Linked DNA regions of Homo sapiens: all the other regions are linked to region 2. Evidence: chromatin loops called from intact Hi-C (ENCODE). Cell type or tissue: endothelial cell of umbilical vein. All regions are shown on one strand.

What was found. Hi-C counts contacts between places; a loop is a spot of excess contacts. Peaks named below come from ENCODE experiments on the same cell type or tissue, not always from the same donor. Only the 100,000 strongest peaks of a DNase experiment are listed, where the experiment ranks them.
Region 1: it touches region 2 in a loop (2.6-fold over the local background); 1 of 110 quality-filtered maps calls a loop at or near these places.
Region 3: a loop joins it to region 2, with 5 times the contacts of the local background. A loop is called at or near these places in 1 of 110 quality-filtered maps.

What each region holds. Positions count from the first base shown.
Region 1 is chr7:11,816,274-11,820,273 of GRCh38, reverse strand. All of the region lies in intron 1 of THSD7A (thrombospondin type 1 domain containing 7A), which reads left to right. It also overlaps the pseudogene THRAP3P3. Among named protein-coding and RNA genes, the nearest start is that of THSD7A, 14 kb to the left of the region's middle. In endothelial cell of umbilical vein, no CTCF peak of the experiment used is centred here; DNase peaks (open chromatin) are centred at 1,753 and 2,963.
Region 2 is chr7:11,714,664-11,718,663 of GRCh38, reverse strand. All of the region lies in intron 1 of THSD7A (thrombospondin type 1 domain containing 7A), which reads left to right. Among named protein-coding and RNA genes, the nearest start is that of THSD7A, 120 kb to the left of the region's middle. In endothelial cell of umbilical vein, no CTCF peak of the experiment used is centred here; a DNase peak (open chromatin) is centred at 2,233; H3K27ac peaks cover 3,013 bases.
Region 3 is chr7:11,456,596-11,460,595 of GRCh38, reverse strand. All of the region lies in intron 11 of THSD7A (thrombospondin type 1 domain containing 7A), which reads left to right. Among named protein-coding and RNA genes, the nearest start is that of THSD7A, 370 kb to the left of the region's middle. In endothelial cell of umbilical vein, no CTCF peak of the experiment used is centred here; a DNase peak (open chromatin) is centred at 1,635; H3K27ac peaks cover 2,026 bases.

The sequences.
Region 1 (4,000 bases), 100 kb before region 2:
TGGAAAGATGGCTGGCGAGGAGCTAAACAGAGGAACCTCAAGAAGATTCTGAAAAATCCTACCCCCACCCCTCACCAGCCATGCAGATTGTACTACCGCGGGAGGCATCCCTGGCGCTGCCTTCCACTGGACAGAGGAGGCTGGCGGTGGAGCCCGGGGGTCAGGCCCAGCTCTTGAGCGGAACACAACGCATTGGGCTTTAGCTGTTTTTCTCATCTGTTACTGGTGTGTGGGGTGGGGGCAGGGGTAGGGTGGGAGAGCGATGCTTGGATTAAAATGATTTTATTTTTAATAGACTTTTTGGTGCAGTGTTAGACTTACAGAAAGTTAAGCAGAAAGTACAGAGTTGCCTTATGTTCCCATTCTCCCACTATTTTCTTCTACTATCAGAATCTTGCGCTAGTGTGGTACATTTGTTACGATTGATGAACCAATATTACTACATTATTATTAACCAACGTCCATGGTTTACATTAGGATTCACTCTTTGGATTGCACATTCTAAGGATTTTTAACAGATATGTAGAGATATTTATCCACCATTACCATATTATATAGAATAGGTTTACTACCCGGAAAATTCCCTGTGCTCCTTCTATTTCTCCCTTCCTCCTCCCAAATCCCTAGCAAAGACATATCTTTTTACTGTCTCCATATTTGTGCTTTTTGGAGAACGTTATATAGTTGGAATCATACCGTATGTAGCCTTTTCAGTTGGGCATCTTTCACTAGCAGTAAGTGTTTAAGTTTTCTACATGCCTTTTCGTGGCTTGACAGCTCATTTCTTTTGAGCGCTGAACAATATTCCATCCTTTGGCTATACTACAGTTTGTTTATTCACTTACCTATTTAAAGGCATCTTGGTTGCTTCCAAGTTTGGGCAGTTATGAATATTCATGTGCATATTTTTGTGTGGATGTAAGTTTTTAGTTCATTTGCGTAAATACCAAGGAGCATGCTGCTGGATCATATGGCAAGAATATATTTAGCTTTATAAGAAACTGCCAAACTGCCTTCCAAAGTGGCTGTTCCATTTTGCATTTCCACCAGCAGTGAATGAGAGTTCCTATTTCTCCACTCCTCACCAACTTTTGGTGCTTTTAGTATTTTTTATTTTAGCCATTCTAATGGATGCATATCTTGTTTCAATTTGCAGTTCCCTACTAACATGATGTTTCATCTGCTTGTCATCTTTTCATTTGCTTGTCATCTGCAGATATTCTTTGGTGATAGATCTGCATTCTTTTAATTGTAGGAGTAATAGTAGCAAGAGTAGGTAGCCAACTCTTAGCTGGCGGAGTTCAAAGTCTCAGTCCAGAGTGTGCTGCACATATTCCACTTTTTATTGTTCTGGTAGAATGACACATACTGAAGATAATTGTTCAATAATGAAAAAAAACCACATGGGAATTAAGTAAGGAATAAATGTAGATGGTCCTACACTTTGTTCCCTCTTGAGAGGAGTATCCTGGGCGTGATGAATGATATCCCAAAGTAGAAGGAAATAGGCAAATATAATAAAGATTAAGTTAAGCCTGCAAGCTGGTGAGATTTTCAAGTGTAATACATACCTCCTGTATCCCTAGCGGACTCTGGTATGGTTAATAAATCATGTAGCTGCATATCTACTTTTCCTTGCTTTGCACTGAGGAAGCCATTGTCTGGGAAAAAGTGGGAGATGCAACATTTTTCTGAACTTCTGGGAAACAGTGAAGGTCCACTGTGCTGAAGCCCTAGTAAGTTGACCTGGAAACCAAGCTGTTAAGTCAGCCTGCTACTTAGGTTGCTCCCATGACCTTCCCGTTGACACACATTGTTGAGCGCCCTCAGGAAGGAGACAGGTAAACAATGACCCAGAAGTGGATAGTTGGTGTGCGTAAGAATAGAAATATAGTACACTATTAACAGCCTAACGTAGAACAATACTGCTTGATGGAAAATTAAATTTCCCAAGCAAATGTATTGGACACAGACATTGATTATGTAGCTAAAATAGTTTAACTTATGGTATGTGGCCAATACAGGGCTTTCTAATTGTTCTGTGTAGTCTGTAGAAAATGTTTTCCCTTGGGCTATTATAGCGCTAGCAAATAACAGGACATTCTGAGTATTGTAGATGGATGTGTTTGTAGGTATGTTCTCTATTGCACCAGAGAAGAAGTGGTATCAGAACACAAATGGTGACTATTTGATTTGCACTATTTAAAAGTCATTTTTATTTTCTCTACAAAAATCAGAGTGTGACTATAAACGTTACAGAGGTCCACTGTATTCAGGGATTTCCAGATTAGTTGCAAAGAATTGAATGCATAGCTTGGAATGAAAGAAGCACCTAATCAATAACTAGTTAAATAAATATATGTTTGTGTGCATTTGCCTGTGTGTGTGTGTAGTCAGTAAAAAGATGTTTAAGAACAGACTTCTGAGCCAGAAGTGCATGAATTTTGACCTAATTTTGTTATTTATTAGGAATATGATTTCTAATCTCTGTCTTTTATTTTGTAGCTATACCATGTGATATGATATTAGTAACTACCTCTACAGATTATTTAAAGATAGCTTGAGATAAATCTACAGTGTACTTAGATGGTGCCTGGCACAAGTAACTGCTCAGTAAATGTTATCCCTTACTTGGCTATAATCCTAGTGTGAACTGCTCACTGGTACAGAATTTGTCTCCTGAATCTATCTGTGTCCTTTCCTTTTTTACTTTGATTCCTCTTCCTCCTTGGATCTGCATATGAATGTCAAGCTTCTCTGCATCTGACATTGCTCTGTTCTCTACCTCTGGTCAGAGTCAACAGTGTAATTACAAAGCTCAGCCTTACTGTAAGGTTGTTCAAAGTATGGTTTTTAAATGCAGAGACATTCTGCCCCAGTGTTTTGTTTTTACTTGTGATTGTGCATATCTTAGCCATGCAGGCAATGCTGGAGGTTGGAGTCTCTAAGTGGGACTGTGGGTTCCAAAGTTCCTTTGCTTGTAAAACCCGAGATTATTCTTGGCAAGACTTTCCTGCTCGGTGATGCTGTGAATGAAAGGATGTTGGAAGTATACGATGAGTGATCAGACTTCCTTTCTTAAACTCCTCTCCTGAAATGCATTATGTGTGTGTGTGTGATATATGAATATCCTACTTTCACATGTCAATATACGTGGTTCAAAATCTTCTGAAGGAAATGAAAATGTTGTCTACCAGCTTGAAAGAGAGACAGCTATTCAACTATTTCATGTCCATTACAACCCATTTATTTGTACATTCTTTAAAATTTGTGTAGCACTTGTAAACTTCTGACAGAATCACAATAATAATTTGATGCACCATTATAAGCATAATCACACATGTATACATGTCTGCATATCTAGATGCATGCATATATATACAGGCACATGCAAATAATGCAATCATATATGGCTTAATTATCACACAGGACTTCATAATTTTACCTGATATTAAGAAAATTATACCTCCTAAAATATGGTTTTATGTGGTATTTATAGTAGTGACTTTTAAAAATGTGTGCAATTATACACTTTTTTCACTAAAATATTATACAAAATTTATATTAAGATTTTATTTTACAAAGTTTTGTGCCAAGCTTATGTTCCTCAATAACCCACTCATAAAAGCTATTATAAAAGTCCTTGCATTACTTTCCACTAAGTTATCGCTTTTTATTTTAAGACCCTTTTTATGTCTAACCATCTTCCTGTGTTTGCCACTCTGGTGCCTGTACAATGTTTTCAAACTGCAATGCTTGCACAAATTTCCAAGAAGTACTTTTCTAGTAGCATCTACCTGCCAGCATATCCATGAACACTATTTCTCTAAAACATTACTTGTGAATAGTTTCCATTGATTATGACATCATTGAGGCAGGAATGGTAACAGACCCAGATGGAATAATGTGGATTACATGTATCTGTATAAAAACATACATTGCATTGCATAACGATTTTAGGGGACTCCATTCACAGTCTGAATTAAGTGACCTTTTATTC
Region 2 (4,000 bases):
AAATTGTGCTCAGTAGAGGAATTCTATATCAGGACCTATGGATTAAAGCAATTTAGTCAGAGATTGATGATTTAAAGGAAAATAATGTAGATAATTATGACAATTGTACACTGTTTAATGGTAGACACTAGCTTGAATGCACTACCTGCTAGTTCCATGGAATGCAACTTTTAAATGATTTGTAAAAACTATAGAATGTACCAGTATTCAAGCTGCAAATATTTTAATAGGGCAATAATGTGGCCTGTGACACATCTGATAATATGTGTCACATTATCAGATTTAACACAGAAATGAAATAACCATAGATCAAACTTTATGTATATGTATCTATGTAGACAGGTTAGGCAATTTGGGTGGGGGAACAAAATTTAAATGTACTCAAATTTGTTTAGAGCTTCCCTTTATTAAATAAATGTCCTCAGATCGCATACAAATTGTGCTGCAGAAACAAGAGGTTTTTAGTTCTTTCATAAATTTTGCATTTGCTATACTATATATCAAATAAAGTTAACTTGTTCTCAAGAGAGGATGCAGCATGCTCTCTACAAACTGGTGTTTAGGGTCTGGTCCAGAGAAATTACATTTCCTCTTATGCAAATTACTTCCATAATGATTGCATATATATTTGTGATAATCTTTGTGCATAGAGATTAGTTTTGAGAAGGGTCATTCACTTGAATTTCAGGGGATGAAATTTTGAATTTTGGAAATCGTAGACTAAACAAAGATCCTAGAATGGATTATCTAGAAGGTACTCTGAAAGCCCTTTACAAAAAATATCATAGAAACCATATCCCCATGAGATATATCTTGGATCATTGATATGAAAGTGTTAGTTAAAGACATGGAAGTTTAGAGCAGGGAAAGGACCAAAAAATAATACTTCATATCTACTTCTTAGTTTGGAACCAAGCAAGAGACAAGAATCAAACAGGTAGGTGTAGAAGCAGTTGTTTTATGGATGAAGGGTAGAACAGGCAAAATGGGCTCCCTCATACTTTGCTGTGGAATTAGACAGATATATTCTCCTAGTAGTGGATAGAAGTCTCCACAGAGGCAGGCCAGATGTCACAGGACAGATCAGAATCCTCCATCTTGCTGAAAGGTTGGTTCCAATAAAGAAAAAGAAAAAGGGCCTTTCTGGCACTGTGCCACTCCTTGTCTTAAATTTACTCCTTTCCCCATGGAAAGCAGAAAATGGAGGGTGAGGTGGTGGTAGGAGTGGTGAGGAGAGGTAGGAATGCACTTATAATGGAAGTCCCACCATGTAGAAATAGAAGGATAGAGAAACAAAATGTGCTGTAACAGGAGCAGAGGAAGTTCCTCAAGAAAAGGAAAAGCACAGATCACTTAAGGGAGAATCCCAGTGCATGTGGTTATTCAAAGGACGGGCTAGAGTCTAGCCTCTGCGAGGAGGCCGTCTTTCACACACCCACCTCTGCCTGAGACTATCACCTTTATTGCTTTCATAGCGTTCCTGCAATCAGACCTTTGAATCAGTCAAGTGTGGATCTCAGTACATAAAGTCAATTAGCACTATATTTGCAAACGATCAGTGTTAATAAAAAATGTTAGCTTTCTCTCTTATCACATTACTACGAAAAAGAATTAGCAAATGGAACTCTTGGGGAAGTGAGCTGTTTTCAGAAGGAAGAGATTTGAGGAGTTTATGATAGGAATAATAGAATGTAAGGTGAGAAAGGTGGTTCTATTTCATAAAGGGTATTCGTTACCACTCAGGGTATTTTTGTGCTTTTGTTTTCTGGGTTCTGTGTTTTTGTAATTGTCTTATGTTTGTATTACATACGCTTTTTCTGTTTTTCTTAGTAGTAGTAGTATAAAAGCAATGTAATAAGATTTTTTCTTCAGAAAGACAAATAGGACAGCCATATACATAAGGCATTGGAGTAAGGAAGAAATAGAGGAACAGGAACCAGTATAGAGAATGCCATAGGCAAGCAGTGGTGATATAGATGAATGGCAATAAGAAGAATTGAATAACATGAGGCATATAAAGATTTAAAAAAACCCCTACTGTATAGTCTATTGGATTGTCTGATTATTTCACTGAAGAATTTAGTGAGAAAAGTTTTCCAGGGTCAGAGCTGAGTTCCAAGTTACCAAAGCCTAGAACCAAGAACAATAAAGTAGGAACAATAAAGTAGGGAAGCAGGAATCTGTGGCTTAAAGGAATGTGGATGTCTGCCAGGACCACAGAGCAGGGTTGGGCAGGATGCCCATGACATTCTGTGTGTTCCCATCATTGTCCTTGAATCCCTACATTGTAATTTCCTGTTTACCTATTAATCTCTACTTCATTATTATCACCTGCTATGTGCTCACCAGATATGAATTAGACATGGCACCTGGGGACTAGAACAGTCACAGGGGCATTCAAGATGGGTGGAGAGAGTTGGAGGAAGAATATTCCAGGCAGAAGGAATGCCATGTGCAAATCCTTGTGTGTGGAAGCATGTGACATATTGTAAGACAGCAAGAATTTTAGGGAAAAAATGGAAAAGGCAGGAGGTATGGCTAGAAAGAAGGGTAAGTAGTATTGATGTTAACTTAGTGTTCTAATTGAGAGGTCTGTCAGGAATGTTCCTCTCTGCTCTCTCACTGACATCGTTATCAAGTCCTGATGGGTTCTCCTCTTTCTAGAATCTTAGTATTTCAATTTAGATCACTCTAAGGTATATGGGTTTCTCCCAGATTTTTATTTCGTACCTTAATGAAAATGTTGCTGTCTTTCTATGGTTGCAGAACAAAGAGAAATTTGATTTGCCTTTTGATATTTACAAACTGGCTTTCATGTAATAAAGCGTCCATCATTTACTGTTTTTCATCCCTCTGGAAAGTTCAGGGATGAGGATTAAGGAGGGAAAATAGACCCTTGTGGTTTTTTATTTCCAGTGAAATAAGGATGGGGGTCTGGGCTTCTGCAGAAATATTAAATCCAAATATCTCTAATTCAAATAACGCTGTAGCTTAGGTAAGCAGCAAAAGTTAGACATTTTTTAAGCAAAAATAGAATTCCATTTTAAACAAGAATCTATACAAAATATATAATTCTCAAATCAAAATTCTATTGCTTTGAGAGACAGAAAGAAGGAAAGAAAAAATCTTAACAGCAGGTTGTGTGTATATGAGTTATGTTTCATATATATCTATTTCTAACTAGTTTAAACACTTGTTAGCAGTTAATTAAGTTGAGTAAAACCATTTAGAAAGAGAGGCATTAAAATTATTTTTAGGCATTCTTCATTTTTTTCCTGCATATTTTAGAATTGCTATTGTACTATTTAATTTACAAATACTAAGTTTTGGAGTATCCTTGTAGAATAGTCTTCCATGTATAAACTTGGAATCTCCATTTCCAAGGAGATCTTTGAATCTTCATTCCCTCGCAAATGAAACTTCATTGTAATGTAATAATGTGTTTCTCAGCTTTCAGAGGAAAACAATATGATTTTTCTACATGGAATTTAATTGGTAAACTTCAGTATAATTATCCACTTCTTTCACACCTAGTTATTCTTTCTGTTTGTTTGTTTCTTGAACAATGAGTATGTTCAATTCCTGATCCAACTTTTACTGACCTGGAAGAGTTGTTATTCAACACAAATAACCCTTCGCTATAAAGAAGGAGAGAACCATGGAAGCCACTTCGCCAAATATGTACAGCCCAGTGTGAGAGAAAATAAATGTTTGTTCTCCTGTGCCTTCTTTTTTATTTGATTATTCCTGGATTTACTCAGCTAACCTTGACATGCCTTTTCCAATGGCCACACTGAACAATCTATTGTGGTTTGCAATCTTGGAATTCCTTAAATTTGGTAGAAAAGAGCTAAATGGGAAGAGAAACATCAATAGAGAGAATAAGGAGAAAGAGTATTTTGTGTATGCTGTGTTTTCTGGAAAATTTAGTCAAATGCTTCTATTAACTGAAAATATTCCCATAGTTTGACTATAATTTTGGAAAACTGCTTTTTTTCTT
Region 3 (4,000 bases), 260 kb after region 2:
TGCCACTTGGACACCATGCTTAGCAAACAGAGCAAAGCAGATATAAATCTGCTATGAGCCATTCCACAAAACATCAGGACATAGAAACATGTCTTTTTAAATTGTTCCCATTGTTCTTTGGCATTAGCTCATAATTCTTGAATTTTTCTCTCATTTATGTCTGAAAGAAAGTCAGGCCAAGCTTTCACTTATGACATAAATGGTACACTGAAGCTTTTTTGTTTGTTTGTTTGTTTGTTTGTTTTTAGATTACGGTATCCACAGCATTTTGCTTGCCACCGTAATAAGCAATAAGATTCTTACCTCCTTGCCTATATGCATTATATATGTGCATACATACAATGTAATAGAATTAGTTAACTTTTTCAGAAGTTCTCAGAATGACATCTCTTTCATTTTCATGGCTATCCACAATTCTGTTCATATTTAGTACTGATTTTTAAATGGCAGACTTATTTACTTAATTACAATCTGCACCACTAAATAACGTGGAATCTTGCAGAAATGGGTAATGAGAATGTTCAACTTTGCCATAATTATTTACTAGATATTATAGGGAATATAGAAACTCAAGATTTGGAATATGTTGTTTCTTCCAGACATAGCAAATTCAGTCTTTAAAGAGCACATGATTATTTTTACTCATATTGACTTATAGCATACAGCTCCTGCTGCGTATTTAAAATGTAGCATAATACATAATTGAATATGCGAGCAACTTTAATTTATAAAAAACGTATTTTGCTCTCCCATGTGTAGTTACGTATTTCATGTTGACACAAAAATTTGAAGATGTAGAGCAGAATTCCAGTTTTTGCTGATTTGATCTGGGACTTCATTTTCTGTACAGTGAAAAAAAACTGCCTTTTTAAGAAAAAAATGCTTCTGTTTTGTAAAAAAAAAAAAAAAAAAAAAAAAAAAAAAAAAAAATCCCCTGTTTTTATAATCTTCCTTTTAGAAGTCTTCTTCTGGAACATAAAACTTAGTTTCCAAATAATCTTAAATTGCTAGTTGCAGTAGTTTTTAGGATTTTATTTTATTTGCATAATTCTCATTATGTATCTCCCACCATCAACTTTGGGTAAAACATAACTGTGACTCCCTTTACAGTTATAGAGACTTAAGTATATAGAACTGAAAGTCGTTCTCCTCCATTTCAAATCATTCTTTAAGAAATTGAGTGATATGAGATCTTCTTGTCATGCCCTGCTAACTCCTTCTTGAATCAGGCATTGATTTGCATATATTTTGGGTTCTATATAGAGGTTATAATGAAAATGAGCATGAGTTTGGGAATCAGGAAACATAAGTTTTAGTCTCCATTCTTTTACTAATACAGTGTGTCTTACTCATCCCTTCACCTTCTGGACCTCAATTTATTTAGATTAAAAAAAAAGAGGGGTTTGGACCAAATGATATTTTAGGATTATTCAAATTTTCATAATAGATGCACAAACAATACCCAGAGATCAAAATGTGAAATAAAATTAGGTAAAGCAGATGAAAACCATATCTTTATAAAACACCACTGGAGGAAATACAAGATCAGTAGAAGCAGCACAAGTGTGAAAACAGCCTCAGTTCCAAACAATGACGTATAAGCTGCACAACCTTGGATGATTCATTTCCTCCCTTTAAGGCTAAGAACACAAAAGCCTTAGAGTAGTTGGCACATGCTGTCTTCATTAAACGTTAATTTCTTCCCTCTTCCTGTTTGTTCATAACCCAAGTGAATGTATGCATATGGGCCTTTTGGGTTTTGACACACAATCTGTACAAAAACTATTCTGTCTGTGATTACCAGCAACCTTTGCATTTCCAAATCGGAAAACTGTTCGTTCTTCATCCTGGGTGGCCACCTTGTAGTAGTGAATACTTGTTACCCACTCCCTCTGTGATAAAAGGGTCTTTAGCATCTTCAGTGTGCGACTTTCTCCTATCTTTCTGATTGTTCCATTTTTGATTTCCTATTACTGGTGTCTCTTTCTCTGCCTGTACTTACATAGTGCTTCCTAATCTTGGCATATTTGTCAAACAACTTGCTGTACCTCAGCAATCTTATCCATTTTCAGGATATCTGGGAAGTGAAAGTTGCATTATAACAAGTGATATATTCATAAATATATTTAGAACAATCCCTTTAACTTCCATATGAAGACAGTCTTTTTCTTTGTTTCCTGAGTAGATGAAAGACTGCTTTTTCGTACAGCTTATATTTCTATAGAAACATGAAGTGGAGAATCTTAAGAATGTAGAAGTATCTTTTACTAATTGCAAGAAGACAAAATTTTCTTCCTTTGATGGTCGTGGCTGTTTTCAGAACTCCATATTATTTACTCGCCAAGTTCTTGCTATTTTCATCTTTATCCTTACTTATATGGTCAGAGACTTAAATAAAAAAATGAACTTGTGCTATTTTTATGACAAAAATAATTATATAGTAAACATTAAATCAATCAACAAAGACTATAGAGAAGCTGCTCTCTGTCCCCCCTAGCACATCAGAATTTCTCATTTCAATTACTCATTCCACTGTTTTTGCATTTGGAAGACTGTAGAAAAAGCTATAAATGTTAGGAAAGAATGAAGATCTTTAAACCAGAGAGCTTATATTTTTTAGGAAAATTAGATCACTGTTAATGTCACCTAACAAGAATTAAAGACTGAAACTTATCAATTGCAAAGCCAATCATTTGAAGCTGAAGAGCTGAGGAAAGACTTAAAGTACGGGTTGGGACTTGACTTGTACCATAATATTAGAAGAAGTAGAGAGGATAAAAGAATACAAGATAAGATCAATTCTATAAGCTAAGTGTTTGAGGTAAGAAAAACAAAAACATTAAATGTGTTCACAGAAAAGTGGGTGGATTGAGCTCTGAAGATGTGATCTGGAGCCTGGGGTGATTTTGTGGAAGGCTATAAATGTCAAGATCAGTATTTTAGACCTTGTTCGATAAGTGGTATGAGCAAGGACCTGATGAAAGCAGTGTTTTATCTGTCAGCGTGTACAGAATAAATTAGAAAGATAAGACACATGGGCCTGAATGCCAGCTAGTATGCTGCTGTAGCAGTGCAAGGTTGAAGTCATAGAAACAACAGTAATATGAAATAGGCAAAAATAAATAAATTGTGGACATACGATAGAGGGAAATATTTTGGGGACTTAGTAGCAGACAATAGAAGAGAGATAAAAATAAAAGAGTCAAAGTTGATCATATGACTCTTTAACTCTAACATTTTTAATTTAAGAATAGTTATATTGGTGAAAATTCTAGGTCTAAAAGTAGAGCTAATTTTGGAAAGTATATTTTATACAGTTTATATTTGAGGCCATGGCAGGGTTAGCCAAGTGGAAATATTCAGGTATGCACTTGAAATGTAGAAATGTAGCTGTAGAGATAGCATAAGATGGCAGATGGAAATTTGGGTAACATTTCCATAGAGTGAATTGCTGAAGTTATAAAAAAGCTAAGAACTCTAAAATGCAACTTTTATTATATATATGAATAAAAGCGATTATACCTTATCATTAATAGATTTCTTTTTTCTCTAACAAGTTTGCACTTGTAGATTCTTTAAGCATTTCTTTTAAAGAATTTAACTTAAATGTTATTAACTTTAAATTATTGTGTCCTTGTACTCCCACTTGAATAATATCATGTAACTAAGATATGAGATAGCTAACTTTACCATTGTATGATTCTAGAGATAGAAATGTTTACTTCATGACTTTTATCAATCTATATGTCCATACCAGGAGTCAGTAAACTATATGGCCTGTGAGCTAAATCCAGTCCGCAGCCTGTTTTTTTGTAATTAGTTTTATCAGAACACAGCCACAGCCATTTTTTTACATATTGCCTATGGCTGCTTTCATGATACAAGGCACAATTGAGTAGTTAGGACAGACCCATATGGCCTACAAAGCCAAAAATAATTACCATGTAGTCTTTTACAGAAAAAAATTGCTGACCCTTGATCTAAACCCAAAAGCCATGTA